Regions from separate parts of the Homo sapiens genome. Here all the other regions are linked to region 3. Evidence: chromatin contacts called from ENCODE Hi-C or POLR2A ChIA-PET data. All regions are on one chromosome and are shown on one strand. Each heading gives the region's core, a stretch centred on a gene start or an enhancer-like site at or near the end of the contact. The rest is flanking DNA. Distances are from core to core; before and after follow the strand shown. Region 1 holds the start of KDM4B (lysine demethylase 4B). Region 2 holds the start of TNFSF9 (TNF superfamily member 9). Region 3 holds the start of DUS3L (dihydrouridine synthase 3 like).

Region 1 (2,834 bases), core at 68-2,567, 820 kb after region 3:
GAATACACGCCCCAGCCAGAAACACATGGAAAAAGACGCTCTTCACATATGACAGGATCACTAGGCTCCACGGAGCTGAACCACCTTCTCACTAGTTTCACAACTCGGGGAACACTTCCTCACAGGGTGCTGGTAAATTATTAAAACAGAAGCATCCTCCCCCAAGCAAACAGATGGGATGCACCCAAAAGCAGTCCATGCCTCCACTGCCCCCAGGGGCGGAAAACATGCCCCTTAAAACCTTCCACCGTGCCCAGGTGGACAGAGTCCCCCGTCCTGCCTGATTGTCATGGCCACCACTGAGCGCAGACCTGGGCCCTGGCAGACCCCAGGTCAAGCAGATTTCAGAGCGAGTCCGTCCCCAGCTCCCAGGGGGATGTCCACGGGGGACACAGAAAAGGGGTCTCGGCGGAAGCAACTCCTCAATTCATTTCTCTAGAGCAGGGGCTTCGTTCGAGATGGCGATCAGGCTGGAAGGGGGAGGGACGGAGAGACTCGTGGAGGCTGCCGTTGCATAGCAAGATGATTTTTTTCTAAAATCCAGATTGCATATGCTTATGGCGGGGTGGGGGTTTCGGGTACGTACAGGGGGGCAAGTTTGGAAGCTACCAAGGCATAGCAGGTTGACCGGAGGTGGGGGCAGTGCAGGAGCAATGATAGGCATTTAGGGGGCATCCCTGGGTGTCCAGCTGGGGGGCTTCCCCTTAGCCCCCCTGGCGCCCAAAGGGCCAGAAACGCAGGCGGGGGTTACCCAGGGGCTGGGGTCTTTTTCCTTTTTCTTGCTTTCTTTCAAAAATAATAATAATAATAGGCCGAGGCTTGTCCCGGGTGATAAAAGGGCCCGGCCGGGGCCACCCACGCTGTCATCTTTTGTGCGGGGCGCCGGGGCCGTCTGTGCCCAGCCCCCGCGCGCCCCCGGCCCGGGAAGGGGCCCCCGCTCCCGCCCCTGGGCGCGCCCCGCCATTGTCCGGCCCCGCCGCCCCCGCCCGAAAACCAGCGGGCGCCCCCGGGCCGGGCGGTTAACGCCCCAACCGCCCCGCCGGCCCGGACAAAGCGCGAGGCCCGGCCCGAGCAGGCCGCGCCCGAGGCCTGGGCCTCGAGTCCCGGGCGCGCCCGCAGCCCCGAGCCGCGACGCGGGGGCGGCCATGGCGGCGGGGTCCGCGCTCGGACACGGCCGGGCGGCCTCCCCGTGGGCTCACCTGAGGCGGCGTGCGCGGCCCGGTCCGGGAGCAGCGGCGCGCTCTCCCCCGCCCTCGGCGTCGCACCCCCAGGCCCCGCTCGGGCCGGGCCCCGCTCGGTTGCTGGCGACCGAGCCCTCCGCAAGCGCTCGCGGGGGGGCTTATAAGGCCGCGCGCCAGCTCCGCCCCGACTGCCATTGGCTGCCGGATCCACGCCCGAGCGCCCATTGGCCGGAGCTGACAGCTCCGCCCCTCCCCTCCGCCGGGCCCATCAACACCGCACGGCCCGCCCACCGCGCGCCGCGATTGGGCGGGGACAAACGCCGGCCTCGCCTCTTCATTGGCAGACCGGCGGGGACACGCCGGCGCCCACCCACGTGCCCGCTGACCGGCTCTGTTCTCATTGGAGGGGGCGCACGCCAGCCAAGGCTGCCGCGACCAACCCGACGGCAGCTGGGCCTTGGATTGACAAGGGAGCCTCAGGGCCCGCCCGACGACCGCACAGAGAGGAGCCAGTATTGGCTTGAGGGGCCAGCCCGAGGCGCGGACAGGCTGGGGCAGGTGCCAATCACTGCCCGCAAGCTCCGGGCCCCGCCCTGGTTATCAGGCGGCGGCTGAGTACGTGAGACCCAGCACAGCATCAGCACCGGCCGGGAACGTGCAGGCTGGAGGTTCGAAACCCGTGGCCGGAATGTGGGCTTAGCGTTCCCCAATTTGCAAAGTGCCAAGCAAGGAGACATAGCGATCCGTTTTGCAAAGGAGGAGAACCGAGAACATAGGGTAAAGCAGCAAGAGCCTCCACCCCGCCACCGTAGGTCTATTCCCATCACAATCAACAAACCTTTGCCAAGGGGCAAGGCCTTCGGAATAGTTAGGGTCCCTCTCCCCGAGTTCCCTAAAATGTATGGGAGAGAATGAGCTTTGGTGCTTTCTGACCTGGATTCAAAGCTAAGCCGGGCCCCATGCCTCACTGTGGTTGACCTCCAGCAAAGTAACCTCGCTGAGTCTGTTTCCAACTGTGCAATGGATATGATGGTAGTGGCCACACCCCGTCTACCCGCCTCTTGAGAATGTTGCAAGGATTAAGTGGGATGAGGCACGGAGAAAGATTTGACCCTGTGACTTCACAAAATGAGCATTCATTGTGTACTGGACCACGCAGGGGTGTGAGGCATGCCCCCATTTGGAGTGGCAGGAGTGTAAATTGGGCAATTTGACATTTTCTAATAACATTCTAAGTGCATCCACCACCCGATAACCCAGCCAGCAGTTCTTCCTGGAGGTGATGTACCCAGAAAAAAGGTCTGGAGCTTACACAATTCAAGAATGCCGGCGGCAGGGCTGTCTGCAACTGTTTCCAATGTTTTGCACTAACTATCCATCAGTGGGGGATTAGAGAAGTAACTTAATAGCAATCAGTACTCTGGAATACTTACTATGTAGCAATTGAAAAGGAGGCCAGGCCCGGTGCTGTGGCTCGGGCGACTCACACCTGTAATCCCAGCACTTTGGGAGGTCGAGTCGGGTGGAACACCTGAGGTCCAGAGTTCGAGACCAGCCTGGCCAACATGGCAAAAACCTGTCTCTATTAACAAATACAAAATTAGCCAGGCATGGTGGCGCATGCCTGTAATCCCAGCTACTCCAGAGGCTGAG
Region 2 (2,913 bases), core at 350-2,849, 740 kb before region 3:
ACACAAACACACAAACACACGAACACAAACACAAACGAACACACACACGAACACCCACATTAACACACAGACACACGAACAAACACGAACACACACACGAACGCAAACACAAACACACACAAACACCCACACGAACACACACAGACACACACGAACACAAATATCCAAACACACCCACATGAACACAAACACCCACACGAACGAACAAACACAAACACCCACACGAACACACACCCACACGAACACAAACACACCCACGAACACACACACATACGCACCCCCACACGAACACACACACACGAACACAAACACCCACACAAACACGAACACACACACACACACACACACACACACACACGAAGCTGGTGGCTCAACCTGCCCCAAGGACAGATCTCCAAGAATTCAGGAGGGAAAAGCGATCCCTCTTCTTTCCAGCCCCCTTGGGGGTATTCCCCTGGGGGTCTTGAAAGGGAGAGGGGTACCTCAGATGTTGGGGATAAGGCTCTTTGGGAGTTAGCAAAGGAACTGGGGGTCTCCTTGGCGGTCCCAGATAAAGAGGAAGTGCCCCCCTCGGATCGGGGATGGAAAAAAGGTTCCCCCCAGAGATGCAGAGCTTGTGGGGGTGCGGGGTAAAAAGAGGTGCCCTCAATGTCCTAAGTCCTACATAGAGAAAGGAAGCCGTCGAGGGTTGGAGAACCGCGGAGGGTCCCCCGTCCAGGGTGCAGATGGGGTGCCTTGGGAATGCGGAATGAAGAGGGGTGCCCCCACCCACTGCCACATGGAGGGAAGCCAGCCTTTCTCCGACCCGGGGTGCAGAAGACGTATCCCTGAGGGGTTGAGGACTGTGGGGGTCTCCTCCTCCTGGCCTGGGGTGCTGATGGGGTCTCGGGATGCGGAATGAAAGGGGTGCCCTCCCGTGCAAGACGGAGAAGGAGAGCCCTTGGAGGTCCAAAAAGAACTTGTGGGGGTCTCCTCTCCCCCTCCCGGGATACAGATAGGGTCTCGTAGCGGGCGCAGGATGAAAGGGGTGCCCCCCGGACTAGAAGAAGGAGACCCTTGGGGGGTCCAAAAAGAACTGTTGGGCGGTCTCCTCCCCGCCCCCGGCCTGGGGTACAGATGAGGTGTCGTAGGGGTGCGGGATGAAAGGTGTGCCCCCCCGGCCTCGGTGCTAGATGGAGAATGGGAGCCCCGGTGGGTCTCCTCTCCCCGGCCGGGAGTGTAGAACAGGTGTCCCTGGGGGTGCGGGAGGGAGAAGGGAGTCCCAGAGGGGCGGTAGGGGTCTCCCGCGAGACCAGCTACCGAGGGTCGGGGCACGTCTCACCTGCCGCAGGTCCAAGAGGCCGGCGGGATCGTCGGGCGAAAGCTCGGGACCCTCGCGGAGTCTCGGGCTGGCCGCGGAGCCGGGCGAGGCGCGAGCCCCGGACACGGCCCAGGGGCAGGCGAGGAAGACGGCGCAGGCGGCAGCGAGCAGCAGCAGCAGCAGCAGCCCCGCGACCAGGGCCCAAGGCAGTACGCGGCAGGCGCGAGCGCGGGGCGCGGGAGGCCACGGGGCTTCGGGGTCCAGTGAAGCGTCAGAGGCGTATTCCATGACGAGAGACTGCGGGAAGACACAGCGCGCCGCTTTTTATAGCTGCTTGGCTACAAAAGGAGGCCACGCCCCTCCGCCCGCGGCCACGCCCCTCCGCCCGCGGCCACGCCCCTTCCCAGCCCAGAGCCTTTCCCCTCGTCCCCGTGACTCTGCGGAATTTTCTCCACTCGGATCTCTCTCCGCTTTTCGCTCTCCTTTCCGTTTCCGGCCTTCCAAGCTCGGCTCCAGGTTCCTTTCTCCCTGCTGTCTCTCCATCGCCCTGGTTCTCCCTCTCTGCCGCTCTTTCCCGGTATCTCTGTGGGTCTCTTGCTGACTCAGTCTCCTTTGCTCTCTGTGTCTCCCCGTTAACGTCTTTCTCTGTCTCTGTTGATTGCCTCTGCAGTGGGTGGAAAGAGATCTTTCTCTCTCTCTGCCAATTTATGTCTATGCGTGCCTCTGTGCCTGTATTATCTCTGTCTCTGTCTCTCTCTATCTCTGTCTCTAATTCTCTCTCCCTGTCTCTGGCTCTGTTATCTCTGTCTCTGTATCTCTCTGTCTAACTCTGTCTCTGGCTGTTATCTCTGTCTCTCATTGTATCTCTCTCTGACTCTCTCTCCCTGTCTCTGGCTCTGTTATCACTGGCTCTGTCTCTCTATCTGTCTTCTCTCTCTCTGCCTCTGACTCTCTCTCCCCATGTCTGGCTCTGTTATCTCTGTCTATATATCTCTCTCTGTCTCTGACTCTCTCTCCCTATCTCTGGCTCCGTTATCTCTGTCTCTGTATCTGTCTCTGGCTCTGTTATCTCTGTCTCTCTATCTCTGTCTCTGACTGTCTCTGGCTCTGTTATCTTTCTCCCTCTCTCTGCTTCTGTTATCTCTGTCGCTGTCTCTGGCTGTGACTCTCTCTCTCTGTCTCTGTGTCTGGCTCTCTCTGTCTCTGTCTCTGACTCTGTCTCTGGCTCTGTTATCTCTGTCTCTATGTCTCTGTCTCTGTGTCTCTCTCCCTGTCTCTGGCTCTTTTATCTATGTCTGTCTGTCTCTTTCTCTCTGTCTCTGACTCTCCCTATCTCTGGCTCTGTTATCTCTGTGTCTGTCTCTCTGTCTCTGACACTCTCTCCCTGTCTCTGGCTCTGCTATCTCTGTCTCTGTATCTCTCTTTGTCTCTGCCTCTCCCTGTCTCTGGCTCTTTTATCTATGTCTGTCTTGTGTCTCTTTCTCTCTGTCTCTGACTCTCCCTATCTCTGGCTCTGTTATCTCTGTGTCTGTCTCTGTCTCTGACACTCTCTCCCTGTCTCTGGCTCTGTTATCTCTGTCTCTGTCTCTCTGTCTCTGGCTCTGTTATCTCTG
Region 3 (2,836 bases), core at 192-2,691:
CCTGCGGATACAAAGGGCGGATTTTTCCTATACAGGGATTCTGTTGGGCAACTGGGGGACGAGTATACGCGGATTTTGGTATATGCGGTCTTGGAACCAATCTCCAAAATTCCGAGGAGTATTATGTTTTTCGTCTGTGTTTCCGACTCCCAAGTTAGCTCTTAAAGGTAATGATTTCTCCGTTTTGTTTACTACCACGCCCCCAGCATCTAGCACAGCATCTGGCATACAGATGCTCAACTAATTATTTGTTGAAACTAATGTCCTGCATAAAAGTAGTGTAATTTACTTTTTTTTTTTTTTTTTGAGATGGAGTCTTGCTCTGTCGCCCAGGCTGGAGTGAAACGGCCGATCTCGGCTCACCGTAACCTCCGCCTCCCAGGTTCAAGCGATTCTCCTGCGTCAGCCTCCTGAGTAGCTGGGATTACAGGCGCCCATCACCATGCCTGGCTAATTTTTGTATTTTTAGTAGAGACGGGGTTTCGCCATGTTGGCCAGGCTGGTCTCGAACTCCTGACGTGCCCACCTCGGCCTCCCAAAGTGCTGGGATTACAGGCGTGAGCCACCACACCCGGCCTTATTTATTTATTTATTTAGAGACAGTCTCGCTCTGTCCCTCAGGCTGGAGTGCAATGGCGTGATCTCAGCTCACTGCAACCTCCACCTCCCGGGTTCAAGCGATTCTCCTGCCTCAGCCTCCCAAGTAGCTGGGATTACAGGTATGTGCCACAACGCCCAGCTAATTTTTTATATTTTTAGTGGAGACGGGGTTTCACCATGTTGGCCAGGCTGGTCTCAAACTGCTGACCTCAAGTGATCCGCCCGCTTCGGCTTCCCAAAGTGCTGGGATTACAGGCGTGAGCCACCGCTCCCGACCCCTAATTTACATTTTTAAAAACCCTAGCAGGGGCCGGGAACCATGGCTCACGCCTGTAATCCCAATGCTTGGGAGGCCAAAGTGGGAGAATCGCTTGAGCCCAAGAGTTCAAGATCAGCCTGGGCAACCTGGCAAGACCTCGTCTCTACAAAAAATTTAAAAATTATCCAGGCCTATTGGTGCATGTCTGTAGACGCAGCTACTTGGGAGGCTGAGGTGGGAGGATAGCTTGAGCCCAGGACGAGGCTGCGGTGAGTCGTGATCGTACCGCTGCACTCCAGCCTGGGCGACAGAACGAAACCGTTTCAACAGAACAACAAAGACAAAAACCTCCAAAACACCCTAACAGTTAAATTTCCTCAGTCCAGAAGCTGATTGCAGTCCAGTTCGCAATTGGCCAGGCTCTAGTTTATATAGGACCTGAGGCTCCACCCATGTGCAGGCACCGCCCCCGTGGCGTCACGAGCGAGCAATGGCGTCATTGGAACGACATGAGCATGCGCACTTCCCCAGCACAATCAGGGAAGACACGCGTGACCCGGAAGGTCTTCCCGCCACACTCCAGAGCGGATGTGAGGGGCGCCGATGGCGGAGGGAACGGCGGAGGCTCCTCTAGAGAATGGTGGTGGTGGCGACTCGGGAGCCGGAGCTTTGGAACGAGGAGTGGCGCCCATTAAGCGTCAGTGAGTCGCCGGGGCAGGAGGGAAGCTGAAGGGCCTTTTCCGGCACCCATAGCGCGGTCCGAGCTGTGCATGCCGGGAGATTAGGCAGCGGCTGAGGGCGAGAAGCCACCGGCTCTTCATTCCGGGCCGTTCTTCCGCCTGCAGGGTGGTCAGCGGAGGTACCTGAGATCGTGCACGTTGGGGCCTGTCACATGCGCGAAGGACACCACGTGCATGCTAGGGCAGGTGGGATTTGAGGCCAGGCCCGCGCTGCATACTGGGGATTGTAGTCCCTGCATATGGACGTACGGCGCATGTGCTCTGCCAGCGGCCGTTACTGGCGGGTCTTGGGGTTGAAGCGAGTGCCGCGGGGCGTGCTGGGGCCTGCGGTGTTTGAAGGGCCGAAAGGCGTGCTGGGAAATGTGGTGGCTTAGACTCCGCTTCAAGGCATGCTGGGAATTGTAGTTTTTCGCAGCCTAACGTGCGCAGGGACGTTCTTGACTGAACCTGATAATAGTTTCGCGCAACACTTTGGACAGTGAGGACCCAGGGACAAAATAGGTCTTTTTTGAGGCCGTGAGGGGCTCCCAGGCTGGGAGCTGGCTGGTTCTTAAGTAGTGAGCTCCCCATCAGCAGAAGGATTTAAGGACGTGCAAGTGTTTCTAGCCTCCTTTCCCCAGTGTTTATTGACTATGTTCGGAGGGTTTTCCTTTCCCTTTCTGTCGGCAGATACCTCACCACCAAGGAGCAGTTTCACCAATTCCTGGAAGCCAAAGGGCAGGAGAAGACTTGCCGGGAAACCGAGGTAGGAGACCCTGCTGGCAATGAGCTGGCTGAGCCTGAGGCTAAGCGGATCCGACTGGAGGATGGACAGACGGCGGACGGGCAGACGGAGGAGGCAGCAGAGCCCGGGGAGCAGCTACAGACTCAGAAGAGGGCCCGGGGACAAAACAAGGGCCGGCCCCATGTGAAGCCCACGAACTACGACAAGAACAGGCTGTGTCCCTCCCTAATCCAGGCAAGTGCGGCCACGTGAGCATTCCTGCCGGGGCAGGCAGGAGCAGGGTGTGTTTCCTGGCAGCGGGTAATTGTTAGAAAGCTCCTGGGCCTTCAGCAACGAGCAGTGAGCTTGCTCTGATGCCATTCCGTCTTCATTCTCCTCGGGATACATTGTAGGGCTTGTCATTGTTCTCATTGTATAAATGGAGATGCAGAGGCACGGTGAGGTGCCTGACTTGCTCAGGGACACAAGAGCCAGGAGGGGTGATCTAGAGTTTGAACCCTGGCTGCTGGGCTG

What was found. A loop is a pair of places that touch in the nucleus more often than their neighbours do. ChIA-PET counts read pairs that join two places held with the same protein, here RNA polymerase II (POLR2A). Pooled maps may share reads with other maps.
Region 1: a loop to region 3 is called in a map with no recorded cell type, with 31 times the contacts of the local background. The contact joins the promoter of KDM4B here to the promoter of DUS3L in region 3. A Hi-C loop is called at or near these places in 5 of 37 single-sample maps with no recorded cell type and 5 of 50 pooled maps.
Region 2: a map with no recorded cell type shows a loop between it and region 3 (6-fold over the local background). The contact joins the promoter of TNFSF9 here to the promoter of DUS3L in region 3. A Hi-C loop is called at or near these places in 1 of 37 single-sample maps with no recorded cell type and 1 of 50 pooled maps. POLR2A ChIA-PET finds 5 or more read pairs at or near these places in 1 of 52 experiments (K562).

Annotation. Positions count from the first base shown.
Region 1 is chr19:4,967,596-4,970,429 of GRCh38, reverse strand. It overlaps KDM4B (lysine demethylase 4B), which reads right to left and starts at 1,317. Exons shown (of 23, transcript NM_015015.3): 1 at 1,200-1,317. RefSeq lists silencers at 1,144-1,443, 1,754-1,853.
Region 2 is chr19:6,529,712-6,532,624 of GRCh38, reverse strand. It overlaps TNFSF9 (TNF superfamily member 9), which reads right to left and starts at 1,599. Exons shown (of 3, transcript NM_003811.4): 1 at 1,322-1,599. The coding sequence starts at 1,588. RefSeq lists enhancers at 1-220, 822-921 and silencers at 1,332-1,401, 1,542-1,771.
Region 3 is chr19:5,789,768-5,792,603 of GRCh38, reverse strand. It overlaps DUS3L (dihydrouridine synthase 3 like), which reads left to right and starts at 1,441. Exons shown (of 13, transcript NM_020175.3): 1 at 1,441-1,560; 2 at 2,269-2,557. The coding sequence starts at 1,463. RefSeq lists an enhancer at 1,259-1,718.